2 separate regions of the Homo sapiens genome follow, and region 2 is linked to region 1. The links are chromatin loops, found by intact Hi-C in ENCODE. Cell type or tissue: heart right ventricle. All regions are shown on one strand.

What was found. Hi-C counts contacts between places; a loop is a spot of excess contacts. Peaks named below come from ENCODE experiments on the same cell type or tissue, not always from the same donor. Only the 100,000 strongest peaks of a DNase experiment are listed, where the experiment ranks them.
Region 2: it touches region 1 in a loop (3-fold over the local background); 15 of 110 quality-filtered maps call a loop at or near these places.

Annotation. Positions count from the first base shown.
Region 1 is chr16:23,432,496-23,437,495 of GRCh38, forward strand. It overlaps COG7 (component of oligomeric golgi complex 7), which reads right to left. Exons shown (of 17, transcript NM_153603.4): 5 at 2,141-2,223; 6 at 1,050-1,172. Among named protein-coding and RNA genes, the nearest start is that of COG7, 18 kb to the right of the region's middle. In heart right ventricle, CTCF peaks have their summits at 2,012 (motif pointing left), 3,145 (motif pointing left) and 3,349; DNase peaks (open chromatin) are centred at 2,096 and 3,096.
Region 2 is chr16:23,085,186-23,090,185 of GRCh38, forward strand. USP31 (ubiquitin specific peptidase 31) reads right to left here. Exons shown (of 16, transcript NM_020718.4): 8 at 2,539-2,650; 9 at 1,907-2,001; 10 at 400-477. Among named protein-coding and RNA genes, the nearest start is that of USP31, 62 kb to the right of the region's middle. In heart right ventricle, no CTCF peak of the experiment used is centred here; a DNase peak (open chromatin) is centred at 3,020; H3K27ac peaks cover 1,567 bases.

The DNA.
Region 1 (5,000 bases):
TTGGAGAAAAAAAATAAATAAATAAGAAAAAAATAAATAAAATAAGCCACACTAGAAACAGGCCCAGTAAGTCATTACTGCAAAGTAAGACAGGCTCTTCCCCTGCTTACAAGAGGTTCTACTGTGCCTCCTGTCTCAAGGCAAGAGAACAACGGTTTAAAACCTTTATGGCTGGAAATGCCTAGAGACTTGAGGAAAGTAAATGATGGATAGTTGCCACTTGAAACAAAGTTCCTCTGTCTCTCCTCACTCCTAGTCAGGGGGTACCTTTAAAATTATCTCTTCCCCTACTTCTTGGTGTATCATGAGAACAAGGGAGACTCACTTCAGGTAGGTAAATTTTACCTGAAGTAAAGATAAAAACATTCCTGTTCATTCGAACACCACCTGACGAGGGGCCTCCTGCTTTTAGATGGGAAGAAAATGGCCTTCAGGAATTCCACAGGCTCCCTTGCTGGACAACAGGCGGCATTGTCACATTAGGTCCTATTTAAGTTATAGATAAGAGTGGTAAGAAGAGTTTCAGTGGAGACCTAAAGATTTCACTGACGTGGATTTCTAAGCTTATCTTTTAAACTTAAACCATTTAACTGGTTATCGTTTTTTCTTTTGTTGTTTGTTTGTTTGAGACAGTCTTGCTTGCTCTGTTGTCCAAGCTGAAGTGTAGTGGTGCGACCATAGTCACTGTGGCCTCAACCTCCTGGACGTAAGCAATCTTCCTGCCTCGGTCTCCTTAGTAATTGTGCCACCACACCTGGCTAACTTTTGCATTTTTTGTAGAGTTGGGGTTTCACCGTGTTGGCCAGGCTGGTCTCGAACTCCTAGGCTCAAACGATCCGCCCACTTCGACCTTCCAAAGTGTGGTGATTACAAGTGTGAGCCACCGCACCCGGCCTAACTGGTTATTTTTTAACCCCTTGAATGACAGCAACAAACGGGGAAGTTCTTTGAGCTGTGCTCTGCAGTTGAGGGTGGCCACTCCCGAGGCAGTCACCCGTTCCCTTGTCACCACAGACTCTGTTCTCCCTAGAACAAAAATGAGCTGTTACCTGTGTAGCCCACTGGATTTGTGTGTGCCAAGCACCAAGCAAGGCATCATAGAGTCCGGTAAGCTGCCGGTCCAGGGATAGGTCACTTTGACACAGCTCTTGCCAGGCTGCTAAAAGCTGCACCTGCAGAGACAGAACAAAGGGAACCTTATTGGGTACGTCAACATAGGTTGCCTGTGAACACTGCCCTGCCCTGCTACCCAGCGTAATCACGGATTGCTCAATGGGCTCACTGGGCAGCCCAGTGAGGTCCATTCACTTCAAAGAAAGGCAGGAAAAAAAAAAAAACATTTGCAGTTATCTGCACTGATTCACAGCTTTAATCTGTCACCCTGCGGATGTGATCCCCTCTCCATTTATCCTGCCCTAAAAACATGTAATGTGCAACCACTTGGCACACCATCACTCTTCTGAATAGATGTTGGGGCAAGAGCGGGCAGACATGTATGTTTAAGCTTCATGTCCTAACATCACTGCTTAAAAGACACAGAGCACTGGACTTGAAGGAATTAAGGTCAGTTCAGGAAGCTGTCAAGTTTTTTGGCAATCTAACTTCAGCAAACCTAGAAAACATAAAATTCCAAGCCAGGTGGAGTGGCACGCGCCTGTAGTCCCAACTCCTCACAAGGCTGAGACGGGAGGATCACTTGAGCCCAGGAGTTCAAGGCTGTAGTGCACCATGATCGGATCTGTGAATAGTCACCGCACTCCAGGCTGGGCAAAATAGTGAAACCCTATCTCTAAAGAAAAAAAGAGAAATTCTTACTGCCTTCTGAGGGTGTAATAAAGCTTAAGACATAAATCTCCCTTAAAAGACAAAAATGAGAATAAATTAAAACAACGTTTCAAGTCTATAATGAATCCAGCTGTAAACAGAAAAGAGAATGAAAACGGATAACTTTTTCCAACTGGCAATTAAACAAATCCATATGCTAGACCAAGAGCACCCCCTACTGGCTAACTAAGAGAAAAACAGCCAGAGGGCAAGGAGACAAATGTTCTTACCTTCTGAATTATGAACCTGCGATTCTGTGACCCAGAGTTATGAGCATTCCACAACTGCACAACTGTCATCGCGCACAGCTTCTTACCTTGTGACACTTGTAGTAGTAGGCCAGGAGCTGGGGCATCCGGTCAATTTCAGTAAACACCTTCACAAACACTTTGGACTGATCTAAAGAACATACAATGTATATATACTGTTACCAGCCTTTCTGGTGTAGACATGAGAAAAAACTCACCAGGATGAAGGTGGATATATGGAAGCTAGTATTCACAAGTTCCTGCCTAGATACTGAATTAACTCATGCATGAGGATCATAAATTTGAAAAATAAGCATGACGTGAAAACCAGATACTGCAAGGTATTCCCCACTGTTCCTCACAGAATTCATATTTTAACATGATACTGAGAGGTTATTTATGTCTTTCAAAATTCCTACTTCGATTATACCAGATGGGAACTTTAAAAAAGCAAACACACTGAACTGCTATATGTCAACATATCTGGTGGTTTGAGGAATAAGTAAATAATTTGGGCTGGTCGCGGTAGCTCATGCCTGTAATCCCAGCACTTTGGGAGGCTAAGGCAGGCGGATCACCTGAGGTCAGGAGTTCGAGACCAGCCTGGCCAACATGGCAAAACCCCATCTCTACTAAAAGAAAAACAAAAATTAGCTGAGCGTGGTGGTGCACACCTGTAATCCCAGCTCCTTGGGAGGCTGAGGGAGGAGAATTGGTTGAACCCGGGAGGCAGAGGTTGCAGTGAGCCAAGATCGCGCCACTGCACTCCAGCCTGGCCAACAGAGCAAGACTCCCTCTAAAACAAAGCAAAACAAAAAAACAAAACATAAAATCAAATAATTTGGTAACTATTAGCATTCCACACATAACAATGGATTCTAAGACCCAAGTTATGGGCTTAATATCAAGTAGTTTCTGACATATTTCCCTAAGGGCAGAGGAAATGACTGGGCAAAGCACTTGCTTCCAGGCTCACCGCTGGACAGACAGGAAGGTGGGTTTCAGTGCAGTCTCTGAATAGTGTGCACAGCAGCGCCACCTCTGGCTCCTGTCCGCCCCCTTCTGGCCAAAATGTACATGCCACAGCCTTAGAACTATATCAAAAGAAGGGAAAAAAAAGCCTTGAGCTAACAGGTCTCCAAACTTCTTATATTTGCTCTGTTCCCCTTCACTTCTGGGAAGCCCAATAAACTGCTGAGAAGGAAATGTTGTAACAGCAACCGCTGTGGGACACCCAGCTAAGCGCTGGAGACCTGCCAGTGGAACTTGACTTAATGGGCAGAAATCCATGAGTTAGAAAACGAATATTTGCCTTTAAAATGCTTATTATTTTCATAAGAACACTTAAATAAGTGAATCTTCCTGTTACATTTAAAATTATTCCATAGGCCAGGTGTGGTGGCTCACACCTGTAATCCCAGCATTTTGGGAGGCTGAGGTGGGAGGACTGTTTGAGCCCAGGAGTTCAAAAATGTCCTAGGCAACACAGGACCCCTCTACAAAAAATAGAAAAAATTAGCTGGGCATGATGTGCACCTGTAAACCCCAGGAGGCTGAGCTGGGAGTATCACTTGAGCCTGGGAGGACAAGGCTGCAGTGAACTGTGATCACATCACTGCACTTCAGCCTGAGTGACAGAGCAAGATTCTAGCTCAAAAAACAAAATTCTATAAATTGGGTTTGACCAGTGAGAAGCAAAAAAATTAATTAAAATAATTCTATAAAAAGTTGCTTCAGTGTATCAGCTGAATTCATTGGTTATATAAAATGAACTGGGCATGTATACTTGGCTATACTCACATTGTCATTTTAGGAGATGGAAAAGGGGAACATGTTGGGGATGAACAAATTTATCAGAGAATTCCCTTTAAAAACTGTTAGCTAGGCCGGGTGAGGTGGCTCATGACTATAATCCCAGTACTTTGGGAGGCTGAAGTGGGTGGATCATCTGGGGTCAGGAGCTCGAGACCAGCCTGGCCAATATGGTGAAACCCCGTCTCTACTAAAAATATAAAAAATTAACCAGGCGTGGTGGTGCATGCCTGTAATCCCAGCTACTCCAGAAGCTGAGGCGCTTGAACCCAAGAGCTGGAGGTTGCTGTGAGCCGAGATCACACCACTGCAGTCCAGCCTGGGCAACAGAGTGTAGACTCTGTCTCAAAAAAAATAAAAAGTAAAAACTGTTAGATAAAGAACTACCTCAGCCTTCCAGGAAACATGGCTGATTATAAACAGCACATTACCTGTGGGGCGGGGGAACCCTTCCTGATGCTTGCCAAAATTAAGATTAATCACCAAAAGAAAACATTGTTTTATCTGCGTTGAAGCCAGGAAAATATCTGTACTACATATTTCAGAGAATCCCAACTAGATATCTAATCACTTTGGGCCACAATGGGTGGGGAAGCTGGTAAAAGTCTGGGCGCTAAGGGTGGTGCAGAACAGTACAAAGGGCCAAAGACTGGGGGCCAAGGGGGCTTGGGCCAGGCATGGGAGGGAGGGCTGTTTCCACTGCGGCCCAGCAGAGGAGGCAGCCTATGGAGCTCAAAAGCGCCATTTTCGCCTTCTGAATCCATGTCCTGCCTAGAGTCAAGCCTGATTCAAATTTGTGCACAAAAGCTGTCAAAAACTGCTTATCTCCAAAACCAAACCCATGATGCTGAACCACCAGGCATCACTCAAATCCAACACCAGCTCCCAGAAGCCAGCTCACTCAGAAGGAAACAAACAAAAAAGCTTAAATGCATGGAGCCACCACCTCTCCATCCCCACTCCCACTCCCCCAACCCCACAGAACTGGATGTAACCCCAACCAGAAAAGTGAGCTCTGTAGTAGCCACAAATTCACAAGAGAATGTGAGGAACAAAGCTCCTAGATGGTAACTTTCCAACCCCCCAGCTCCAGCCTTAGAATTCTGTGAATGAAGA
Region 2 (5,000 bases), 350 kb before region 1:
TTCCAGAACTAACTTGATTTTTCTGGGTTTGGCCATGAACTGTACTGGTTAAACCACATATTCCTGTCCTTTACATCTAAGAACATGCATCTGACATTGCTTTCTAGAATTAATGGGCCTGTAATAAAAATCAAAGTAAATTGAACCTATATAGTAGCTAATGAGTATACAGCTTCTCTTTCAGCAGTGAACAAATGTTCTAAGGTTCTGGGATTGGGAAGAGAGAATGTATAGGAAAGGAATAATAAACTGCTTAAATAAAGGGTTAACAACACACCTGGATACTTAGCTAAAGAGAAGAGAGATTTGTGTTTCAGCTCATTTAACATATCAAAGGTGTGCTATAAAAATGATAATTAAAACAATGTTTCTATAAACACTAACTTTAAAAATACTCACAAATCTCTTGTCTCCTTGTCCCACTCGACTACTAATTTCACATGAGCAGTGCCACCTGGTCCACAAGATTTTAATGCCCTATAGAACCAGGGAAGTGGAGAGGGAAGCCACATATTATTTTCTAAACAAATGATTTTACTTAATGTGATTATGTCCTACCCAAAATCATAATTTCAGGTGATTAATGAAAATCTTCATCATAGTTCCCCATCAGAAAAAAGTTTTCAGCAAGACCACTATAACCACTGATTTAATAACTACATTTCAACTAAACTGAAAAACCCTTAAATTAAAAAGCCCAATACAGTACTAATAATAAAGAGGTTGGAAGAAATTTAGTGTCATAAGGTTGATGATCACTCTCAGATAGTCATTATGACCTTCCCAATTTCTTGCCCAATTTTTCACCCACCCAAACAGACACTGGACGGTAGTCCCCTGGGAACAAAGTCGCCCCTTGCACCTTTCCACCTCTCCACCAACATGCCATGCCTGCTCTAGACTGCACCCTTCTTCCTCCTTCCTCCAAAGCTACCCCCGTCCCAAGTTCACTGGCTCCTTGCCATCTCCTGAGAAACCCAGAACTCAGTTAATATTACCTATCTCATCTTGTTTGTTATGCAATATTTTGGATTGTTGTCTACTAACTCTCATCTCTAAACCCAAACAGTAAGCTTTCAAGCAGGACCATATTGTATGCTTTTTTAGAATCCTGAAATATAGGCACTACAATATTTGTTGAAAAAATCATTATAATAATTTTTATTATAAAAAATTTGAGTTTTCACATGTATATTATATATTCATAGATACATAGTGTGTATATATGTATATTATTTTATTAATACAATAGAGTATTATAACAGATTTAGACAGCACAGAGGTAGCAGAGTAGAGTGACTAATTCTATGGGGCAGGTTGCTGGGGGTGGGAGGAGGAAGAGTATAAAAAAGGGCTTAAAGGAAAGGAATTACGGACGGAGGAAACCACACATGCAAAGCACGCATATAAAATAGTATCGCCTGTTCAAACAATCATCTGTACTTTAATGCTGCTGAAAGGTTGGGATAGTGGGGAGAGGAAGAGCAAAGCCTGACAAAAGTAAGCGGAATTCAAACTGTGAAGAACTTCTTACATTGTGGAACACGGGCTTTATTTTTTAGGCCACAAGTTGCCATATAAGGGTTTTAAGGAAGAATGTGGCCTGATTAGAACGTTACTTTACAAAACTTCATTCCTGGTGAATATGAAAGTGTAATTTATCTACAGTCCTAGGACATACGTTAATTTGCTTTCCTAACCCAAGTCCTCCAGGGCTTTTCTTATTTCAAGAAAGATCATCAAACATATACCCAAGCACAAATCAAAAGTAAAATAAGTACTTAATTTCGAAATAAGCCTAAAGAACCCTGCACACTTATGTGGAAATTATATAAGACATCACTTGAAATCACACATGAATATGTGTGAGATTCTAAAAGGTAATTTAAAAAAAAATTTTTTTTACCTTTCTACTATTGGGTGGCACAAGGGCTGCTCCTCCTGGGGCAGCAAATATGTTATTCCAACAACACTGACCACACGCAAGCTGAATGGACACACCTGCATCAGATGTTAGATGAGAATTAAGCCAAATTTTTCTTCAAGGGCATCTGTTTCACAGTGGCATTTCCAAAACAGATTAGAGTTACAGTAAACTGTTTATTCTGCAAAATGCTTCACTATAAGATTCTATAAGGTTGTTGAGCCACTCTAATACACTTTAAATATTATTTACCCAAATGCGATTTACGTATCAAATATGTTATGCAAGACAAGTAACACATTGCCTTTACTAAACATCAGCTTAATGGTCTTCCACGGATACCTTAACATAGTAATAATTTTTAACATATACAGATAGACATTCTACTAAATCCTTTCCAAGCTGATCATGTATTGAACGTTATTAGATAAATATTATAAAGGAATATGCAGCAGTTCAAGGAAAACCTTGCAGTGGCTAGCTCTTTCATAAAATGAGGGATAAATTCTCAGTCCTGGAAATCTAAACACAAGAAACTCAAATTTCATTGTAATGTTTGTTTCTTCACTGAGTATATACCCATGCTATGCTGGAATATCAAAATGCTTACAAACCTGAATGCAAACCGTGGGCCTCAAGAAATACTTCATCTTCTCCAAGATTTCCTTCTGCAGAAGGTCCCAAGCTATTGTCTTCTCTAAGTGCAGCACAAAAGGCAGTCCAAATCTAACACACATCAACAATGTAATCACCTTTAAAGTACGGTAATTCCTTTAACACTGTTATCTTTTTTTCTCGATCTCTTAAAACGGAATCACAATATAATTGGCTTTAGGACAGTTCTCAAAATAAAAGAAACAGGAAATTTAATGGTAACTCTTCATAAGGAGATGAACAGCTTGGATTTCTAAATGAAATTTAATAGCCAATACACCAAAATGGCTTCTAGGGGAGTATGGTGCTAGGACAGCAGGTGGCAACGGGGCAGGATCAGTGAAGATGGAGAGCACAGGGGGTGGGAGTGGACATGAGCCTGGCAAACAGCACAGGTCGAACTCATAAGAGGTTGGGTGCCAGAGGACTAGATAGGGCTGGAAGGTCTCACAGACAGGCAGCCACATTCTTGAGTCTCTGACAACAAGGGAGGCACTGGCAAGCAAGTGACAGTGAAAGTCAGCTCCAGAGCTATGTCCCACAGAGTCCAAGCAGTACTGTGGTTCTTGGCCTCAGCTGCACAGACCGAAGACCAAAATCACAAGAGGAGCTTTAGAAAATAATGATGCCCAAGTCCAGCCCCCGGAGAGATTCTGATGAAATCAGTCTGGAATATGATCTGAGCACTGAGATGTTTTTAGGGCCTCTCTGGGTGGTTCTAATATGCAGCCAATGTTGAGGACCACTATCCTAGCCTCAACTCTCATCCACGCCCAGTCAGTCAAACCTGAATTCCCTGAATGTGTCCTACTCTCACACATCCATGTCTTTTTGTCAGGGAACTCCCTCTGCTTAAAATACCCTCCCCACCCTTCTGAGTCTAGGCTGTCTCCTACTCACTCATGTGAAGACCCAGTGGAGGTATTCTTTTCCAGGAGGCACCCTGTTGGCTTGTTCCCTGTGTATACTGTGCTATAAACAATGCCTGCTTATTTTTCTGCCTCCACCAATAGGCTGTGAGTTATTTGATAGCAAGCACTGTGATTTATTTATCTTAGTAGCGCAAACAGACAATGTCTAGAAAATAGATGAATGAATGAATGAACAAATGATCTAACAGATTAACTCTGACTCAGGCCCAGAGGGAAGTAGAGGTGCTAAGATCACCAAGAAACCAGTTTCCAACAACTATCAAACTGTTCGCTCACAGTGGTGCTTAACAGTGAACCAATCTGCCTAAAAACTACTGTGAGGTGAAATGAGTTACAAGTACATGTAAATCACCCAACCATATTTTTTTAAAATAATGACTTCACTCTTTAAGAGACTAGCATCATGAAGGGAATTCCACAGGTTCTTTACTTCATTCCTTCTGTGCCTGACACACACCAAGCTCCTCCTAGTCTTGTGTGCATGTACCGGGTGTTCCCTCTGCATGGGATCCTTTCCCCCCATGTTCACACAGCACACTGGGGCTCAGCTTGGCTGCGGTCTCTTCAGGGACGTCTTCCCTGACCTCCCTTCCTAATGTTGTCTTGCCAGCCTCCCACCATCACACTCTATCATTCTAGTCTGTTTTAATGCCTTCGACGTGGTACGGACTGTCTGAAGTTAAAGACGTCTGCTTGTTCATAGTCGGTCTGTCCTAGCTAGGATGGAAGCTCCATGAGGACACAGACCTTGCCTGTCTTGTTCCCTGCTGAATCCCCAGTGTTTAGAACCATGCCCAACACACTGTAAACACTAAAATACCTGTCAATGAATAGCATAAATATGCATATCAACACATTTTACATTTATGTTATTTACTATGCAGGGAACTTATTTCAAAGCAAAATTTTCAAAGGCTAACATAAAGGCTATTCTAACAAATGTTAAGAAACACTGAGTCCTTTCTCCTTGAAACATATCTGTCTCTTGTTAATACTCAGGTTACATTCCTACTGTGACAGAGTTACTTTAAAAGATAGTCTAAAACACCCATACACTCTTACAGAGGGCATTAGACAAATTTGAGAGAGATTTCTGACTCCCAAATTTCTGACTTAGAAACCTGAATGAATGTGTGGTGCCATTTGCCAAGATGGGAAATACTGGAGAGCCAGTTTTAAAAGGAAAGAAAATTTGGACATACTTCAATTCAACTTGGGACATAAGACATAAGTTCAATTTGGGACAGAAGACTGAGGGACATGCACCATCCAAGTAGACATGTTAACAATTAAAAAAATAAAAATAAAAAAGCTGTCAGGAAAGTAGCTGGAAATGGGTCTAGAGCCCCAAGAGGAGCCTGAACTGAAAATACACATATGAAATGGGACTTTTAAAACTAGACTCCTGGCCAGATGCAGTGGCTCACGCCTATAATCCCAGCACTTTGGGAGGCCAAGGCGGGCGGATCGTCTGAGGTCAGGAGTTTGAG